Regions from separate parts of the Homo sapiens genome. Here regions 1, 2 and 4 are each linked to region 3. A link is a loop called in an ENCODE intact Hi-C map of the cell type or tissue named here. Cell type or tissue: dorsolateral prefrontal cortex. All regions are shown on one strand.

Evidence for each region. Peaks named below come from ENCODE experiments on the same cell type or tissue, not always from the same donor. Only the 100,000 strongest peaks of a DNase experiment are listed, where the experiment ranks them.
Region 1: it touches region 3 in a loop (8-fold over the local background); 63 of 110 quality-filtered maps call a loop at or near these places.
Region 2: it touches region 3 in a loop (3-fold over the local background); 44 of 110 quality-filtered maps call a loop at or near these places.
Region 4: it touches region 3 in a loop (5-fold over the local background); 67 of 110 quality-filtered maps call a loop at or near these places.

Annotation. Positions count from the first base shown.
Region 1 is chr1:47,531,376-47,536,375 of GRCh38, reverse strand. No RefSeq gene overlaps it. Among named protein-coding and RNA genes, the nearest start is that of FOXD2, 96 kb to the right of the region's middle. In dorsolateral prefrontal cortex, no CTCF peak of the experiment used is centred here; a DNase peak (open chromatin) is centred at 2,965; H3K4me3 peaks cover 1,197 bases; H3K27ac peaks cover 964 bases.
Region 2 is chr1:47,385,924-47,390,923 of GRCh38, reverse strand. LINC01389 (long intergenic non-protein coding RNA 1389) reads left to right here. Exons shown (of 5, transcript NR_126355.1): 4 at 4,568-4,676. Among named protein-coding and RNA genes, the nearest start is that of FOXE3, 28 kb to the left of the region's middle. RefSeq lists a silencer at 2,673-2,967. In dorsolateral prefrontal cortex, a CTCF peak has its summit at 1,976; a DNase peak (open chromatin) is centred at 1,983.
Region 3 is chr1:47,708,638-47,713,637 of GRCh38, reverse strand. No RefSeq gene overlaps it. Among named protein-coding and RNA genes, the nearest start is that of LINC01738, 23 kb to the right of the region's middle. RefSeq lists enhancers at 2,328-2,828, 4,615-5,000 and a silencer at 2,898-2,967. In dorsolateral prefrontal cortex, CTCF peaks have their summits at 2,777, 2,976 (motif pointing right) and 3,956; DNase peaks (open chromatin) are centred at 2,957 and 3,600; H3K4me3 peaks cover 2,371 bases; H3K27ac peaks cover 1,660 bases; H3K27me3 peaks cover 5,000 bases.
Region 4 is chr1:47,190,961-47,195,960 of GRCh38, reverse strand. No RefSeq gene overlaps it. Among named protein-coding and RNA genes, the nearest start is that of PDZK1IP1, 3.4 kb to the right of the region's middle. RefSeq lists an enhancer at 3,571-4,520. In dorsolateral prefrontal cortex, CTCF peaks have their summits at 2,689 and 2,890 (motif pointing left); a DNase peak (open chromatin) is centred at 2,900.

The DNA.
Region 1 (5,000 bases), 180 kb after region 3:
CAAGTAGCTGGGACTACAGGCGCGCACCACCACGCCCAGCTAATTTTTTGTATTTTAGAAGAGACGGGGTCTCACCATGTTGGCCAGGATGGTCTCGATCTCCTGACCTCATGATCCTCCCACCTCGGACTCCCAAAGTGCTGGGATTACAGGCGTGAGCCACCACGCCCTGCCCAGACTCCTTTTTTGAGGCAGACAGAACTGAATTTTAGTCCTGGCTCTGATACTGATTAGTTCTACAGTCTGGGTAAGTTATTTAGTATCAGTTAGCCTCAGTTTCTTCACTGGTAAAATGGGATTGTAAGTTATTGTAAGAATAAAATGAAATACAGATTGCAACATCAAACCTGACCCAAGCAAAAGCACAGTAATAAATAATGACAATTTTATTACCTGCCACATATCAAGCATTTTCAATGAGTGAGAACTTGCATCCATTTGCAGTGAGCCTCAAAACACATCCTGCCTGGCCAGGCATTCACAAGCATATCCAACATACCTATTCCACACCAGGTCAGGTCTCTGTTGGCCAAGAGTTAAACTCAGCCTCTGACCTCAGAGCTCATGGTCTTGAAACAAGGATGCTCCAAGCTAACACTCTAAGCTGGGCGAGAAAAGTGTATGCAGAGCATGAAACAGGGAAAGAAAGAGATGGTTCTGTGGGCTTCTGTGAAGAGTGGGATCTGTGCTGGGTCTTGAAGGAAGAATAAGACGTCCACAGGCAGGCTTTGGAAAAGAGCATTCCAGATGCAGGGACCAGTTTAAGCAAAGGCTCCAAAGCAGGACCTATATACAGAAAGTTAGGATGCAGTAAAGAGGTTATTTGGGAAACAAAGCTGTCAAAGTTAGGCCGAGGTTGAAGAGCAAAGAATCCTGCACGGAGAGGATCTCACTTGGTTCTCTGGGCCAGAGGAGTGTCTCCTCCTGCTCCACACCCCCCTTCTTTTCCCAGCACCTGTGTAACTAAGGCAACAGCCCAACCTCTCTATGTCTATATATCCCAACCTCAACGGGCTCCTGGAGGTGAGAGGGTTTTGAGCAGGTTAAAGTGCCACCAACACTGAGTACTGAGTACTGAGTTTACATGTACACACACAGACAAGCACATATGCATATGCTCACGCACCTATGCACAGGCTCAGGAATCAGAAAGACTTGGCTTCTGATCCCAGCTTCTCCGTTTACTGCAGCATAATCCCAAGCAACGCATGTATCTAATGCATATAAAGCACCAATGTGATGTGTGCCATGTGGCAGGCACATACGATATGGTCATCATCTAACATGCTGACACACTCAAACTATCTGTTTCTCCTTCAAGAGGAAACTAGCACCTAACCCCATAACTTCATGAGACCATGCAGCCCAGAGATCAGCCCCCAACTCCTTCGTGTTACATATGCGGAAACTGAGGCTCAGAGAAGAAAGAAAGCAAACACAACTCGGAAGCAGAGGAGCACATGGCAAGAAGGCTTCCTGGAATGAGCAGTCATCGTGCTGAGTCTTGGAGATAGAATAGGACTCCCAAGGTGGCTCCATGTGGGAAGAGCATTTTAAGCAGAGCGAACAGCATGAGCAAGTGTCCAGAGATGAACTCAGGGAAAGGCCAGTCACCTAGTCTGGCAGGGCCAGGGATGGGGTGTGATAAAGATGAAGCTGAGGAGCTGGGGGAGGCTCTAAAGTCCAGGCAGGGAGGGCCTGCTAGGGCATGCTAGGGAAGCCAGAGGCCCTTGGGAGCAATGAGGAGCCCGATGCTGAAGGACAGCAGCGTGAGTCAGCATTTCAGAAAGATCCCTTCAGTGTCCGAAGCAGGACCAGAAGCTTGGCCCAGGGCAGTGCCAGGAGGGAGGGCAAGAAGTGAGTGGATTTAAGAGACACTGAGGAGATACAAGACTCCTCAAAGAGCATTTATTTCCTGGAGATGAAGACAGAGTGGACACGAAGCAAGCTGACACTCAGGGACTGTAGCTGTGGGATTTTGAACAGAGGAGCATGCTCAGAACAGGGGGCTTCCTAAGGACTTCTCCCCACAGCCAGCCACTGCCCCTCCTACAAGGAGTCCTGCACCACACCCCATTCCATCCCCGTGTGGAGGGCAAAGGCCTCAGACCCACAGGAGGAGGCCCATAGAGCAAGGTGGAGAAGAAAGCCCAGCTCCCCTCGAGGGGGGTGCCAGGGTGGCCCAGTCAGCGGGCAGTGGACCAACTTCTCCTCCAACTCTATCTCCATCTGGCTACCTGCCTAGGGCTGCCCTCAGCCTCTTCCTGTGTGCCTTGGAGCCAGCCCCTCGCTGCTCTGACCCTCAGTCTCCTCTTGTGTAAAGGGAAGGTAACAATTCTTAGCAAGTGAGGCTGCTGTGATCATTCAGTGAAGTGGCTGGCAGCTGCCATGCCCAGAGGGGATGCTCAAAGGGCGTCAGTTCCTTTCTCTCAGTAAATGATTCCTTTTATGTGTGATGTGTCCTTTCCAATTTACAAACCCTCTTCATTTACCTGCACACAACCCCGTGAGATGAATATTAGCCTCACCCCGGTGGACCGCCTGGGCGGGCAAACGCTCTCTCACGCTGGCGGGCAGGATTTGAACCCGGGTTCCTAGGGCTCTGCAGGCCGCCACTGTCCCCGTCCTCTCTCTGTCTCCGGCTTCTCCCGCCTGGCCTGCCGCGGCCCGCCGCCCCCTCCTTCCTCCCCTCTTCCGCCCGCCCCCTGCCCCCTGCCTCCTCCCTCCGCCTTCTCCCACCCCCTGCCCCTCGCGACTTCCCCCTCCCCCCCGATCCTCCGGCGCCGCCCCCTCCTCCTCCTTGTCCTCGCAGCCCAAATACGCGACACCTGGAGCAATAGCAGCCGCCCGGCGGCCTGGGCCTCATTACAGGCCGGCCCTTATCGCGGCGTGCATCACATTATTTCATTTCAAAGAATCCGCAGAGAAACCCGTCCCGGCCGACAACAGAAAGTAAAAACACAGCTGACTCCCATTAGGGCCCTCTCACAGGCTCCGCGTGAGGTAATGAAATATGGAAGCGGTGAGATATGTAATGCTTTATTAAGCGGTCTCAGCTACAACGGCGTGCATGCCAATTACGCCTGCAGGCTACCGCCCGCCCCCGGCTGCCGGACCACCCAGCGCGCCTCCCCCCGAGTCCCGGACGGGGAGAGGAGGAGCCAGGGGAGGAGGCGGGAGGAAGGGAAGGATGGGGAGGACAATGGGGGAAGAAGAGGGAGGATGGAGGAAGGGGGTGTGAGGGAAGGAGGAGAGAGGAAGAGGAGACAGCGGAGGTGACCAGTGCCAGCTGTGGGTCACAGCCTCATGTGGCCTGAAAGCCAGGCCTATTCTCTCCCCGAGGCCAATAGGCCCCTGGGAATCTCAGAGCTGGAGGACGCCTAGATTCCTGGAAGACCAGAAACGGAATCGCCAAAAATAAGGCTCAGAGAGGGAAGGACACTTACTGAAGTCACACAGATGAATCCTGAACAAGTTTGGAGGGAAATCAGGCCTCCTGTTTCTTAAACTAGATAGCTTCCATTCTATCAGACTACCTCTTCTTTTTCCCCTAATAATGTCTAAATGACAAAGTCCCGGACTTGTGTGGATGAGAGACGTGTTCATTTTTTACATCTGCCCTTCTGATGCCCTGAAATCCTCTGTGCTCCACCCTCCCCACACCCCCACCAACACATACACACTCTAACTGATCCTACATGTTTGCCGGAGAACACCTCATTTATTCAGTAATAAGAACTGAACAGCTACTGTGGCCAGGTGCTGAAGAAACAAAAATGAAACATTCATGCTGTCTGCCCTGGAAGAGCTCACAGTCTGGCAGGTGAAAATAACACCTAAACCAATAAGAGAGAGTGTACGGCCTTAGTGGAGTACCTGTCGCATAAAGAGAATCAGGCAGATCTTCCCATAAGGTCAGGGAAGCCCCAGGACATGTGATGTTGGTACAGTCTTGTGAGGTGAATAGGAGTTAGGAGAATAGGAGGAGAAAGCCCTGAGAAACCTGCCTATGAAAACTTTGGAGCACTGAGTATCCACAACTCATTCAAGGAATGACTAATATTTTTAGGAGGAAGGAATAGGACCAATGTTAGCTAAAGTGTAGAGATGGAGAGCACCAGAGGTTTTGTTAAAGTAAATTATTTAAATCAGTGAAAGGCAGGGTACTCATTCGTTTCTTGATAATTGTTTTCCTTTTAACCTTGCTCCCAATAGAATTTCTGCAAGCTATTCATACTATTTTAGAGTAGAAAGGTTCAGACCTCTGTTTTCATCATACAGGTGACATTACCCCCATTTTACAGATGAGGCTCTGAGAAGTAATTTGTATCACACAGAAAAAAAAAATGGGACTTTCATTTATTGTGAACTTAGTATGTGCCAGGTACTCTACTAAGGATTTTATATACATTTATTATCTCATTTGATCTTCAAAAAAAAAAACAAAAAACAAAATCCTGTGAGAACGTTTCCTAAAACTAACTTCTTTCACTCTTTATGTCTTCGGACAGGCTGTTCCTCCTGCCTTACAAGTCTTCCTTTTCCTTTACCTGGTGCACTATTTAGGCTTCTGGCTAAATAATGGGCTTCAGACAAAAGAGCCAACAATACAGTAGTTCAGATAGGGTAGAAGTTTATGCACTTCTCATGTAATGGCTTGAAGATAGGCATGTGGCCCAAGGTGAATGGGACAGATGTGCTCACCAAGCTCATCTGGGGGCTCAGGTTCGTTCTATTTTGTTGTCCCACCATCTCCTTATGGCCAAAACTTGTTCACTCACATCATGGCCACATTCCAGCCATGGGAAGTGGTGGCAAGCGATTTCACTTCCACTTGCTTTTAGTTAGTATAGAAACTCAGTCCCATGGCTTCACCTAGCTGCAAAGAAGGATGATAATTATCATCTCTAACTAAGTGGCCATGTGTCCTGCTAAATCTGAGAGGAATATTTCTGTTATTTAAAGGAAGAAGAGAAGAACAAAATGGGGAATGAACAACA
Region 2 (5,000 bases), 320 kb after region 3:
GCAGAATTTTGTCCAGCTGGTGACAGAAAAGAAGTCAGTAGTTCAAAGCATGAGGAGGGCTCTATCTTGAAAGTGGAGAGTGCACGTGGAAGGGACCCTAGAGCAGCCTCTAGTACCAAGGCCACCCCATGGCCAGCAGTGACCATGGTAATGAGGACTTGCTAGGAAATGGATTCTGCCAACAATGTGAATGAGCTTGGAAGTGATTCTTTCCCAGGGCCTCTGAATGAGAGCCAGGCCCAGCTGAAGCCTTGATTTCAGACTTGTGATACTGTGGGCAGAAAACCCAGTCAAGCCTGCACAGACTTCTGACCTACAGAACTGTGAGGTAATAAAATGGATGGTGGTTTTTTTTGTTTGTTTGTTTGTTTTGAGACAGTCTTGCTCTGTCGCCCAGGCTGGAGTGCAGTGCCACGACCTCGGCTCACTGCAACCTCCACCTCCTTGGTTCAAGCGATTCTCCTCCCTCAGCCTCCCAAGTAGCTGGGACTACAGACACGTGCCACCGTGCCCAGCTAATTTTTTTGTATTTTTAGCAGAGACGGGATTTCACCATGTTAGCCAGGATGGTCTCACTCTCCTGACCTTGTGATTCACCTGCCTCAGCCTCCCAACGTGCTGGGATAACAGGCGTGAGCCACCGCACCCAGGGATGGATGTTGTTTTAAGTCACTAAGTTAATGGTGATTTATTATGTAGCAAAAGAAAATTAATACACCTGGCTGTCCCCCTACCCATCTGCTCCCAAAACTCTTATTTTGTTTATGTTCCAAGAGGTGTTTTAGACTAGACTGCAGACAGGCAGACCTGGATTCGAGCTTGCCCTCTATAAGGATTTGCAGTCATGAGCACAGTAAACATTCACTAAACAGCAGCTGTAATGATAGTTTTTATACTCATACTCCCTCTGTAATTGATCCCAATTCCCTGCCCCACTTCTCTGGAAAGTTTGCACACCCTCCCCTGCACTTTGCACTTATTCTCCTACTGCATTATCAGACGTTGCTTCAGCCCCTGTCATGATGAAAGAGCTCTGAGAATGTGGAAGAACACAGTGGAACTTTCTGGAAGTCTGAAGTATCCAGTGAAGAGGGCTGCTCAGGGAGGGGTGAGTTATCTGTTGCTAGGGTAGCTACCTGTCAGGGATGCTGGAAGGGGTTGACTTCATGACATCTTGAGTCTGCCTCTAGCTTGTGTTTTCAAGCTGGCATTTTGTGGGGGGGGCGGCGTGGTGGGGGGAATTTTTTTTTTTTTTTCAGATAGTCTCTCTCTGTTGCCCAGGCTGGAGTGCAGTGGTGCGATCTCAGCTCACTGCAACCTCCACCTCCCAGGTTCAAGAGATTCTCCTTCCTCAGCCTCCCAAGTAACTGGGATTACAGGCGTGAGCCACTGCACCCAGCCTGGCACTTGTTTTATTGAAATATATATACACACACACACACACACATAAGCCAGGAGGCAGGTGCTAGAAGGTGAGAGACCTCTCCAGCTGGGGTTAATGGGGAAGGCAGAGTCAGGTATTAGAGTGAGGCATTAATTCATTCACTGAATTACTTGAACATGTATTCTTGACTCTGGCAGTCTTGCACTGGGAGATTCTGACATAGACTGAAAAATAGGTGAGATTTTGACAGCTTCTCCTGTGGAAAAAGTTCCAGGTAGAAGTCACATCATGATCAAGACCTGACAGATCCAGTTCTCCATGGAGCAGCCACAGGACAAGCAGGGAGTGCTGAAGCATGCGTTCTGCTAGGAGGGAGGAGGGATGGGACTTGTGGTTGTTTTGGTGGTGTGGGACAGGGAAAGGATGAGAATGAGCACAGTGGATCCTGGAAGGTTGGGGCTGGGATCAAGGAGTCTCCTAGTTCTGTGCAGGGATCCAGAACAGGGAGATGCAGGCTTGTGGGTACAGAAACAATTGACCAGCTGGCAGAAGCCATGAAAGGTGGATGCAGGATGGATCCTGGGCGCCTCTTGGTGGCCATACTGATAACTACACCTGGTAACACCCGGACAGCCAGTGCCCAGCTGATGGACTGCTTCACTTAACTCTGCACTGGGAGGACACCCACACCTACCCCGGACTATCTCTCATTGCAGTAAGAATGATTTGTGTAAATGCATCTGTGCCTGAGGCTGTGTGTCTTGTTGCCCAAATGCGTTGGTGTATACTTGTGTATGAGTGTATGCACGTTCATTTGTGTGTCTGAGAATGTGTATTGGTGCTGGTGACTGCGCACATGTGCAAGTTGTGCATGCATGTATGTACTAGGTGCTAGCATGTAAGTATGCATTTGCATGCACTAATGCCAAAACATGCATCTGTATGTGTGTATGTTTGTGCAGATGTGATCTCTTGTGTGCTTGTGTCTGAGTGCATGTGTGGTAATTTAAGTGTATGGGGCTTGGCTTTCTGTTACACATTGAAATAGTTAAGCTCCATAATCTTATTGTTTGTTTAAAGTTTGCTCTTGGATGCAGGCCTGTTCCAGAATAACTAGCAGATGCGAAAAGCATCCATTATGTATTTTTGCAATTAGCCGAAAACCCAGAAACTTTTCTTAAATGACAGACACAATTCTGTGGGTTGCTTATTGCTGGGAGCCACCTCCTCTCCCGGCTCGTCTAGTGCCCAGCCCCAACCCTGGCCAAGCCAGAGAGGGTTTGCCAACTGTCCCTAGTGAGATGGAAAAACCATTCAGGGTTTCAGAATACAGCTCAAGGGACAGCTTACAGTGAAGAGGAGGAGGAGGAAAACGGAGCAGCCTCCTAAATCTAAAAAGCCCTTGTCAAACTGACTCATGCAGCCCAGCTTCCTAGTCTGGACTCAGCTAAACAGACACTGGATAAAATTCACCTTCCTTTACCTGTTATGAAAGGTTTATCGCTTTATCTTTGCATACTCCTATCTCCCATTATTTGGTGCATGGACCCTCACCCCCTCCAGCTAAGTGGGTCTCTCCTGTCCCTCACTGCTATCTTTTTGCTACTGCTGTTTCTCTCTTTTCCAATGCAAACTGGGCACCTCCTGCCCACCAACAGCATTAATGCCAGTAAACTTTGTTAAGCACTTATCCCAGGCACTGGGGAGGACACCCAGGGAGGGGGTGGGAGGCAGAAACAGAGGCTTAGGGAAACTTCTCAGCATTTGGGTTCTTATGGTAAGGCACAGATCCTCATGATGCCCCTTAGCCTTTCCTCCCCACTTGTATATACAGGGAACTCTTATGTGTCAGAGAGTATGTCTGGAATTCCAGGTGGACTTCAGACTTAGATACCTACTTGAAGAAGATGATCCCCAAACCACAGAATCTCCAGAGTGAAAGACTAAAGCATTCTGCCAAATAAGCATCCAGGGCCTGCGTGCACACTTCCAGGGACGGTGATCATGTCCTCAGGCGCTCCAATTCAGTGTTGGGTGGCTCTGACCTTAGACGGTCTTCCTTATGTTGTTTCCACTGCCCTAGTTCTGCCCTCAAGCCCACATTGAATACATGTACTCCATCTCCCTTCAGAGGATTGTAGACAGTGGTGGTAGTCCCCTGGCCTCTCCTCACCATTTTGTTTTTGGTTTTGATATGGAGTCTCACTCTGTCACCAGGCTGGAGTACAGTGGTGTAATCTTGGCTCACTGCAGCTTCCACCTCCTGGGTTCAAGCAATTCTCCTGCCTCAGCCTCCTAAGTAGCTGGGACTACAAGCACTAGTCACCATGCCTGGTTAATGTTTTGTATTTTTAGTAGAGACGGGGTTTCACCATGTTGGCCAGGTTGGTCTGGAACACCTGACCTCAAGTGATCCACCTGCCTCGGCCTCCCAAAGTGCTGGGATTACAGATATGAGCCACCGTGCCCAGCCTCTCCTCACCTTTTAAGACAGTGGCAGCTGCTAAGTAAGATTATAGAAAGCCCACTATGCCAAGCTGCCATCCATGTGACAACTCCCTTAGTGGGAGAGCATTTGTGATACTGTTGCATGCAGTACTTCCCTCTCACTCTGTGAGCTCAGGAATGGCAGCAGACTAAGCAGCTGTTTAATTTGTGAGCTTTCACTATGGTTTGTCACCAACTGTCAATTCATCAACACTAAGTACCTACTCTGTGCTAGACACTGTGGATAAAAAGACCAAGACTTTTTTTTTTTCAACTTTTATTTTAAATTCAGGGAATACATGTGCAGGTCTCTTAATGGTTATATTGCATGATGCTGAGGTATGGGGTACAATTGATCTTGTCACCCAGGTAGTGAGCATAATTCCCAATAGGTAGTTTTTCCTTGCCTCTCACTCTTTTGCAGCCCCCAGTGTCTATTGTTCCCATCTTTGTGTCCATGCGTACCCAATGCTTAGCTCCCACTTTTAAGTGAGAACATATATTTACTTTTGTTCCTGTATTAATTCGCTTAGGATAATGGCCTCCAGCTTTATCCATGTTGCTGCAAAGGGCATACTTTTGGGTTTTCTTTATGGCTGCATAGTATTCCAGGGTGTATATGTACCACATTTTCTTTATCCAGTCCACCGCTGAAGGGCACCTGACTTGATTCCATGTCTTTGCTATTGTGTATAGTGCTGCGATGAACTTATGAGTGAATGCATCAAAAAGACCAAGTTGAACTTATGAGCGAATGCATCAAAAAGACCAAGACTTGATCCCTTGCCCACAAAGATACAAGGCTGTGAGTTTTCATTATCTGCTCTGATCACTTTGTTTACTGTGGTGGTTCTCAAAGTATCAATATCAGTATCACTTTACACATAAAAGAAATGCAGGGCTGGGAGCGTGGCTCACGCCTATAATCCCAGCACTTTGGGAGGCCGAGGCAGGCGGATCATGAGGTCAAGAGATCGAGACCATCCTGGCCAACATGGTGAAGCCCGTCTCTACTAAAAATACAAAAATTAGCTGGGCGTGGGGCCACATGCCTGTAGTCGCAGCTACTCGGGAGGCTGAGGCAGGAGAATCGCTCGAACCCGGGAGGCAGAGGTTGCAGTGAGCCAAG
Region 3 (5,000 bases):
GGGTCACCACAGGGTTGGGGGAAGGGGGACATTTCTTGCTGGCTCTGACTGATATTGATGGATGGAGCGACTATTGTAAATGCTACCGTGTTGTGTAATCAGTAGGAAAATGTGACTCTGTCCCCAGAGATGCCAATGGCATTTTGGAGAAAATCCTATCCTTGATTTTCTGGGCCTGTTCAGTTGAAATGTCTGGGTGACAGGGACGAGCTAGGAGCTCTGATCCATGGGGCCTGGGCAGGGCTACTTGCTCTTCCAGCCCCTGCCTGAGACAGGAGGGGTTGGAAAAGTCACACTGTGGGCTCAATCTCAACTCTGTCACTTACTTGTTGTTGTTACTCAACCCCATTTCTTCCACTACGAAATGAGGACAGGAAAAGCACCAGGTCATTATGAGGATAGGTGAAAAGGTGCAGCAAAGCAGCTAGCACTTAGCATAGAGTCTCGTCCACGACTAATGCAAAATAAATATTTGTTGAGTTAGTGAACAAATGAATGAATGAATGAATGAATAAACGAGCAAACAAATGAATGCGCGTGAATGCATGAAGAAGCGTGGGCCAGCAGCAAGAGAATAACATTTGGAGTCAGGAGACCCAAGTTGGATCCATGCCTGTCACCTACTAGCTGAGTGACCTTAGGCAAGTCACTTAACCTTGCTGAGCCTCAGTTAATAATAGCAATAATCCCTGCCTCTCGGGTGGTTGTGAGGATTAAATGAAAGTGCTGGGTGGGACTGCTTTGTTAATGGCAGGGCGCTGTGCAAATGTTAGTTCTAATTATTCTCTACAATTATGACTGCTCCGCGGGAGGTGCGTGTGTGAGCGAGGGTAGGGAAGGCTGTGCATGTGGGGAGGTCTGTGACCAGGCTGTGTGTGCATGTGTATTGTGTGTGGGTGTGTTTGGAGAACTGGGGCCATTAGAAAAACCATCAGCCCTCTAAGTTGTTCTTTCTTTTGCTAAACTCAACCTGCCAGGCTGACATCGGAAGCCGGAATTAGTGGGAAGTCTGGGGGGACGGGATTAGCAGCTGAACTTTCTATTCCTGGAGACCCTCTTTTCTCAGGAGGTCAAAGCAATTTCCATATATTATCCTGCTGGCAGCTTGGGAAGGTCAGGGAAACAGCAAACACATGACGTGCATTCCTCAGATGGAGAAACCAAGGCAGGAAGGGCAGCTACTGTGGCCCCCTGCCGTACTCCTGTTTGAACCACCATCTGAAGGACTTTTCTGCCACCTGGGCCTGGCCTGCCTGGCTGGCAGCGGTTCATTCATTTGAGTGCTTATTGCCATCCCCTTCACCCCTGTTTCCAGCGCTGGGCTGTGAGTGTTCCACCAGAAGGATTAGAGCCAGGACCCTAAGTCCCTGCTGACTAGATGCATGCAACCATCGGAGGGTCTGACTTTGGCTCAGTGTTCACCTTTCACTCCCTGGCCAGGCTGTGGCCCTAACTCCCCTCCAGCAGATCTTCAAGTTCAGTTCTCCTCCAGAAAGTTGGCCTGACTGTCCTATCTGGCAGTTGTAGAAGTCGTTCTCCTCTGAGCCACAGGTGTGAAGGGACCAAGAGGAAGGGGGCTTGGAGGCCCAGCCGCATTGCTTCTGTTGATGCTGAGGGCCAGCCCAGAAATGTTCTGTGAAACTGACCAGAATAAGAGCAGCCCAGACAGAGGTAGTGTGAATGTGGAGCTGGTGAACTGAGAAGCCTCAGAGGAAGTTCTCTGAAGGGTTAGAGCAGTGACTGTCAAAGTGTCATGCATCACCTGGGAACTGCTGATTCTCCTGCCCCACACCAGAACTAATGTGTCGGAACCCTAGGGGAAGGGGCTTAGCAAGTGTTTTAGCAAGGCTTCTAGTTGATTCTGATGCTCCAGCAGTTTGAGAACCACTGGGCTCAAACTGCACCAACTCCCTGCACCTGCAGCCAGGCACCTGTCTCCCCAGCTAGATCTCAGGAAGCCCCACCTTCCCCACACTGGTTTTTGTTGGCTCTGAAGACAGCCCTAGACTCCGGGTCTTGCAGATGGGGAAGGTTACAGCTTTCATCTCGGGGTCTGTGTCCCCACCTGTAAGGAGGAGGAGGCCTCCCAGAACCTGTCCAAGGCCCTGGAGAAAAGTTGCTGAATTGCAGGACTGTGGGCAGCCGGCAACACAGTGCTGGGCTCATGTCCCAGCAGCAGCCCCAACCCTGAGCTCTCGGTTCTCTGGTTAGCCACGGAGGTATGTAATCCTCGGTTTGCCGCCCACCCACCACCAGCTGGAGTAGTCACACCAAATGCCATCCTCCCTGATTAAAGCAGCCATGGCGCTGGTACCCCGCGCTGGACTCAGTGCTCCAGTCGCCTGGCCCTGGTTCGTAATTCACCCCTCCCCCAACAGTCCTAAGAGGCGGGGTCCTCCCGGTTTTACAGATTCAGAACTGAGACCCAAAAATGTTCTGTAGTTTGTCTGAGACCTCACAGCCTGTTCTAGACTAGAATTTGAACCCGAGTCTGTCTGACTCCAAAGCCCTCTTCCTTAAACCTCGGTGAGAGCCAGACCCTAGCCTGGGAGCCGGGTGCACGTGAGGGGGGAAGCAGATCCAGTCTGGGTGCTGGCTCCGCTACTCGCCAGCGAGTGGCCTTGGGCCTGCTTCGGTTGCCCCATCTGTATAGTGGGAATAATAATTATTGCCCTGCTGGCCTTACAGGACTCCTGTAAAAAATCAAGGACGGGGTGGAAGCGAGTGGAAAACTACCGTGGTGTTCAAACGCTGTGACTGGGTGTCCCATGTGCTTTACAGCATACAAAGCGTACGGTATACAAAATGCATCCTCGTGTGGTCTCAGGTCACCCTCTCCGCAGCTAATCGATCCTCGCCTGCGCAATCATTGAGAGAGAGGAGTCAGATGCCGCGTCCAAGTCCAGCAGGACCGCGGGACACGGGTCAGCCCAGCAGCCGCCTGCGCCTCCGGCCACGAACGCAAGAGGGCGCCATGGGCCTGCAGCGAGCCCCGGCTGCCCGACCCGCAGAGCGCAACCTCTCTCGCGCTCCGCTTCGCCCCGCAGCTTCCAGGCTTCGCTCAGGGCCTGGAGGTGCGTGGGGTTCCAGGGGCGTCCGGGAGGGATGGCGGAGAGTTGTGCAGTCTGAACTTGAAATTTGAAGTCAGAAAAACCAGCTGCCTCTTACTGCTGTGTGACCTCTTGTGAGACGTTTGGCCTCTCTGAGCTTCATTTATAATTATAGGAATATAATTATCTGCCGCCACGCCAAGCCAGCCCGCCGCAGGCACCTAGGCCCATAAAAAGAGATGGCTAAGTCTGGCTCTCAGTGCAAACATTCACACGTTAGGATTCATGTAAAGCCCTTTCTCCTGCTCTCCCCGCCCCCACCCCCGTGTACTCAGCATCTGAAGCCCCTCCAGCGAGGTATGAATGGTCTCTGCATTCTCATTTTTTGGGCGCGCAGACTAAGGCTCAGGCTGCTCTTTCTGGGATCATGTGGCTCATCCGGACAGAGACTGGCTGGCCTTCCGGCACCAGCACCAGACTCCGACCCTTCCAGGTCCCGCGGCCTCGGCGCCAGCCGGCATGGCCTGGGAGAGCGGGCCTCGGCGGCGGGGTGCTGGAGAGTCGCTTCCAATCTTCCGCAGACACCGGGTTGCTCCGGAGGCCAAAACAGTCGGAGAAGCCTAGGGGCCAGAATGCTCAGCCCCACCCCGCCCGGTCCCCGCTGAAGGGCAGCGAAGGGCAGCGGGTGTTCGGCCCCCAGTTCTGGGCTCAGCCTCTGGCCCGACTGTAACCCGCCATCCCGAGATTGCCGGGCCGCAACGCGCGCCCGCGTGTGTGGTCGGGGCTCGGTGGCTCTGGGCACTGACGGCGCACCCCGATTCCCGGGTCTCGTGGGTGCTCCTGCGCGCTCTCCCCTAGCGGTCGGCTCGAGCTGCGCCAGCAGAGCCCCTCCACTGCGGTGGGACTGCCAGGGTCAGGCCGGGGGAGGGGCGGCCCCGCGGCCTAGCCCGCGCCCTCTGCCGCGGCTGTTTGCACACATGTAATTAGCGCTAATTATCCCGGGCTTTCAGCTCGCCAGCTCCCGGCTTGAGAGCCGCGCGCCCGGTGTGAGAGCGGCCCGGGAGCAGCTGCCCCTACGCGCGAGCCCTCTCCGCCCGGGCCGGGGACACTGCGGCTCCATCCGAGTCCCCGGGACCTTGCGTCGTGTATCTGTGTGTGCCCGAGTGCCTACACTAGTGCTGGCTCGCGAGCGTCTTTGTGTGTCCGCCGCTGTGTGTTTGAAGATGCCGCCGGGGAAGGTTCGCGGGAAGCCGACGCAGATGGGGAGAGGAGGGGGTCTCAGGATAGCGGTGGTGGGGATGAAATGGTTCTCAGCTGCTAAGGAAGGAAGCTCTAGCGCCCCACTCCCTCCAGTCTGCCGCGAGTCCTGCGTAAACAGGACCCCCCGGGGCCGAGAATCCCGGGATTGCTGCTGTAACCGCCCAGCCCAGGCGTTGTCAAGCCAAACAAGTTTCCCCGGCCCCTGAGCCGTTTCGTCCCTTCTAGAAGGCCCCCGGTGCTGCCACTGCCTGCTTGAACGGGCCACCAGCGCGCCTTCCTTCTACAGGTGGCAGGGCCAGGCTCTGAAAGGTTAGGGCGCTGGCCCCGGGAGCCGCAGCAGGCGGGGGGCGCCACCCCCAGAGCCGGATTCAGGCTCGCTAGAGCTCAGAGGGTCGGCTGGGGCCAGGGAGATCGCCTCCGACTCCCAGGTCCTCTTTTCTCTCTGATCTCAGAACCCCAGCCCTTGCCGACCCGGGTGCTGCGTACTCAGCCCGTTCCCGCCGCGTCCCTCCAGCCCTCTCCCAAGGGCCAGTTCACCCTCCTCCACTCGGAAAGGAACCAGAGAGCCAGGGGGAAGCAAGCTCAGCCCCAGGGGCCTTAGGCGGAGATGGGGGCGTCAGCCTAGGTCCCCGGAGCCGGGTTTCTCAGCACACCCTCCGCCCCTCGCCGCTAGAGCGGCCCCTGGCCTTC
Region 4 (5,000 bases), 520 kb after region 3:
TTTATAATGTATTCAACAACAAGATCTTGTGGAAGGTCCAATGACTATTGTACTTCTACAGTGGTGAGTATAAGATATATCTAGATATCTGCAATAATTATATGGTGATATGAAAATATCACAGACAGTCTGTGGTTTGTTGCCTTCATCCTACGGAAGAAAATGGTAAATTTTATTTATTTTTATTTATTTTTTTTTGAGATGGAGTTTCGCTCTTGTGCCCAGGCTGGAGTGCAATAGTGTGATCTTGGCTCACTGCAACTTCTGCCTCCTGGGTTCAGGTGATTCTCCTGTCTCAGCCTCCCCAGTAGCTGGGACTACAGGCGCCCACCACCATGCCTGGCTAATTTTTGTATTTTTAGTAGACACATGGTTTCACCACGTTGGCCAGGTTGGTCTCGAACTCCTGATCTCAGGTGATCCACCCGCCTCGGCCTCTCAAAGTGCTGGGATTACAGGTGTGAGCCACCACATCTGGCCGAAAGTGGTAAATTTAAGTTAGAGGTTAGTGAAATACAGATATAATGTTTCCCTGTCCATGTTCATGAGCTAGAGTTCTGTCCACAGCCCTCTGGGAAGGGAGTGTTACATGAAGGGGAGCCAGGTGAATGAATTCTTAAGTCTGAGAGGAGAGGGGCTCACCACAGTCCTAACCAGCCTGCTTCCTTGGGACCTTATCAAAATATGAAAAGCTATCATATTCTGTTAACGGAATCACAGGATCATAGGCTCCAGACCTGGAAGGGCTACAACCCTGCTACAGTTTCAGTATATGTCCCTCTAAAATTCATATGTTAAAACTTAAACCCCAATTAGCTGGGCATGGTGGCGGGGGCCTGTAATCCCAGCTACTCAGGAGGCTGAGGTAGGAGAATCACTTGAACCCAGGAGGGGGAGGTTGCAGTGAGCTGAGATTGTGCCACTGCACTTCAGCCTGGACAATGAGAGCAAAAACTCCGTCTCGAAGAAAACAAAAAAAAACAAAAAAATCCTTAAACCCCAAGGTGGTGATATTGAGGGCTGGGACCTCTTGGAAAGGGGTTAAGTCAGGAGGGCTTCACCCCCGTGAATGGATTAGTGTTCTCAAAAACGGGGTTGAAGGGAGTGTCCTTGCCCCTTTCACCTTTCCATCCCTCCCACCGTGTAAGGGCACAGCAAGATGTGTCATCTTGGAAGCAGAGGGCAGCTCTCACCAGATGCCAAGCCTGCTAGTGCCCTGATCTGGGACTTCCCAGCCTCCAGAACTGTCAGAAAGTAAATTTCTGTTCTTTATAAATTACCCAGTCTAGGGTATTTTTATTAAAGTGGTACAAAGAGACTAAGACAAACCCCTTTTGCAGACACCTCATTGGGTGACCTGGTCCATGGCCTCTGCTCTTACATGTCTAGGGAAGGAGAGCTCACCCTCCAGGACACCCTCATATCAGGCTGAACAGCTCTAACTGTCAGAGGAATGGTTGCCTTGTCTTCTCCTTCACATACAGAGATGAATCAGACACAGTCCTTGCCCCACAGATAGAGAGTGGAGAGAGACAAGGACTCAACTACAGCTAAAATGTTTTATTCATTGAACAACCTTTCTCTGAGCTTCTGCTCTTTGTTAGGCCAGTGGTAGGCACTGCATATACTGACATTTAATTTCATAAAATGTGTGTCGAGTGTGTACTCAGGCACTGTGCTCAGTACTGGCTGCTGAGGGAGAGATAGACATGATACCTTCCCTCCATGGAGACAGTTATTAAATGAGTAAACATACAAATCAGTGTGTAATTGCAACTTGTGATCATGGCTGTGAGGAGATGAGCAAAGGAGACTCATAGAAGGGAGTGACTTCAGATGGGAGAGAAGGGAAGTAAAGAAGTATTCTTGAAGAAAGGGATGTAAAGGAAGATCAGTTTGCTGGGCAAATAGGAGTGGAAGAGTGTTCCAGGCAGAGAAAAGAGCAAGTGGAGAGAAGTCTCTGATGTGGGAAAGAGCTTGGCTTTTGTTAGGAAGTGACAGGAGGCTCCGGGGCCAGACCAAGCTGGAGTGGTGGGTAAGGAAGATTGCCTGTGCCCTCAAACCCATGCAAAGAAGTTTGCATATTATTTTAAGGGCTGATGAATGCCATAAAAGGGTTTAAGCAAGATACGTTTGAAAGAATAAAACAAGGTCTCCAGGAGCTCTCTGGCTTACAGCAATGATATTAACAAGATGAAGTATTATAAGAATTAGTAAAGAGCTGGGCGCGGTGGCTCACGCCTGTTATCCCAGCACTTTGGGAGGCCGAGGCGGGCTGATCACTTCAGGTCAGGAGTTTGAGGCCACCCTGGCCAACATAGTGAAACCTCGTCTCTACTGAAAATACAAAAATTAGCTTGGTGTGGTGGTGGGCGCCTGTGATCCCAGCTACTCAGGAGGCTGAGGCAAGAGAATCGCTTGAACCCAGGAGGCGGAGGTTGCAGTGAGCCAAGATTGAACCACTGCACTCCAGCCTGGGTGACAGAGAGAGACACTGAGAGGGAAAAAAAGAAAGCTTTTATATTTGTGTTCTAAACACCCTTCTTGAATGTTCTCTGTACTTTTTCTCAGGCTAAGCTCTTTGCCTGGATTCCTCTCCCCAGACTGTCTGCCGAGTACAACACTCTGGCTAACTTTGCCTGCATTACCTCCTCCAGGATGCCTTCCTTAGCAATGTAGTCCACCACGCTGCCCTATGTCAGAGCCCTGAGCACTCCCTGTATGCTGTTCCCAGACTATTTACATGTCAATGTCCACCGTCCCTTTCTTCAGACCACCCCTGGAGGAGGGCAAAAGTGGGGGCTGGAGGGAGGGGAAGTTGCAGAATCTTCAGCAGCAAACTGGCTCCCTGCACGCCCAGTCTGGTATTGGAGCTAGACACTGCCACCTGCTGGCAGTGAGTGGAATGGCTGACAAGATGGGGTTGGGAGGAAGGAGACTGCTGGAAACAGTCCAGGCCCACTTTGGCTTTTCTGAAGGGCAATCGCATAAGGTCTGGCTGGATGGAGGGCTTGTCTAAGGGGCCTGATGGTTTTGCGTGACAGCTGGGCTGGAACAGGAAGGAGGAACTGAACGTCGATGGAACAGCTGCTCAGGACACACGGTGCAGCCCTGTGGGGCTGCTGAGACCTTAGTCCAGACCCTGGGCCCCAGCCAGACCAGTAGGGGGGCCCACCTTGTTACCATGGGGATCAGGGCTGTGTCCATACAGCTGGGGAGATGACCCTCCACCCGTGTGAAGACCTCCAGGGAGGAGGGACCAGCCTCAAAGCCAAGTGTCCACCCATGCTCCCTCTTTTCTGGAACAACTTGTTTTGCTCTAAAGCTTGGGACTTTGACCCAGGAGGTATGTTTTCCTCCTGTTGATCACCTGGTGTCCTTCCTGTTCATCCCCTTCCCCCACCACTCCCAAAGCATAGCCCAGGGGATCCTTTCCTTTCCCTGGGTTTTTCAGGGAAGTGGAGGATACTGGGGTGGGGAAGGCAGAACCTGGGACTTGAGTGCTGAGGGCACTGGTTGGAGGGGGTGGCACAGCTGTGACCCCCCCACCCTCCTTAAGTCTGTCCTTGCTTGGCTCCTGGGATACCCCACTTTCCTGGGGTTGCTTCCTCCTGTTTCCTCCTGCCCCTTCTTCCTTTGAAAGACCTTTGTGTGTTGGGGGCGTGTCTCCTTCTTTCTGTGCTCTCCCCTCAACACCCCTACCCCCGCTACACACACTGGGGAGACCATGAGCTCCCAGGCCTCAGTTACCATCCCTGTGCTGCAGACGGCTCCCAGATGTTCCACTCCAGATGCAGGGATTTTGCAGCCTTCCAGATGTCTCCCTCTGGAAAGTCCACAGGCACTGCAAGCATAATACCTCAAAATCTATAGCTCATTAATCCTCCAACCCCCCAAACTTGCTCTGGCCCCTACTGAGGCACTAGCATCTACCCAGCTGCCTACGCCAGAAACCTGGGAGTCACCTGAAGCCCTGCCTCCTGCCTGTACCCATTCTCCCAGCTTGGCACTGTGTTCCAGCAGCCACACCCCGGCTTCTCTACCTCCTCAACAGGGCTCAGATCTGTTCCCATGGGCACTTCCTGCCCAGGTCCAGGCACTGGTGTTGTGGCCACTGTAGCAGATCCCTGGATTTCTCTTCTCCAGCCTTTGCATGCCCCTTTCACTCTCCACACTGCATGGAGAGGTGTTTTCCCAAACGCAAAACTAACCATGTGACTCTCCTCCCTAAAATTCTTGGAGAAGGCACCAGTAGATGTTTGTTAAATTCAGCCCCATTCCTTACATTCCAATCAGTGATTCTCTGGCTGTTCATTAACATGCACAGTGCTTACTCCAGTCTGTGTTAGAAGATTCTGAGGACACCAAGTTGGGTGTGGGAGGGAGGCCAGGATATACATGTTTGGGAGGCATCACTCAACTCCAAGCAAAGTTCTCCCAGATCACCTTGAGACACTCCATCTTTGGATGGCAATGGGCCCGACTGCACACGCATGTGAACACACACACACACACCCACACACACCACACACACACACACACACACACACACACACACACACACACACACACACAGGAAGCAGGCCTGAGGCATGATGTCTGAGTGCTCCCGCTGGAGCAGGAAGGCAGAATCAACCTGCCATAGGAAGGGTTGCCCAGGAGGCCTGATGAATAGGAGTTTGGTGGCTTCAGGGAAGAGAGGCTGTGGAGGTGCCTTCAGCTCAGGTGCTGGCTCCTGGGGACCTTCCATCTCTGATGAGACTTTGTTCCAGTTGGCCCGCTCCTTTCTAGGGAGTCAGCATCTCAGCTTCCCATACTTCTGGGGTGGGGGGTGGGGCAAGGAGACCAGCATGACCCTTGGTCAGGGGCTTGCACAGGAACTCTGGCCATTCTCATTCCCTGAGCTGGAGGGCCAGGTGGACACCACGTGATCCTGGGGAGGCTTTTGCCTCTTCCGAGGGCTCTGGCTCCAGGGCCTCCCTGTTCCAGGGGCTAGGTGT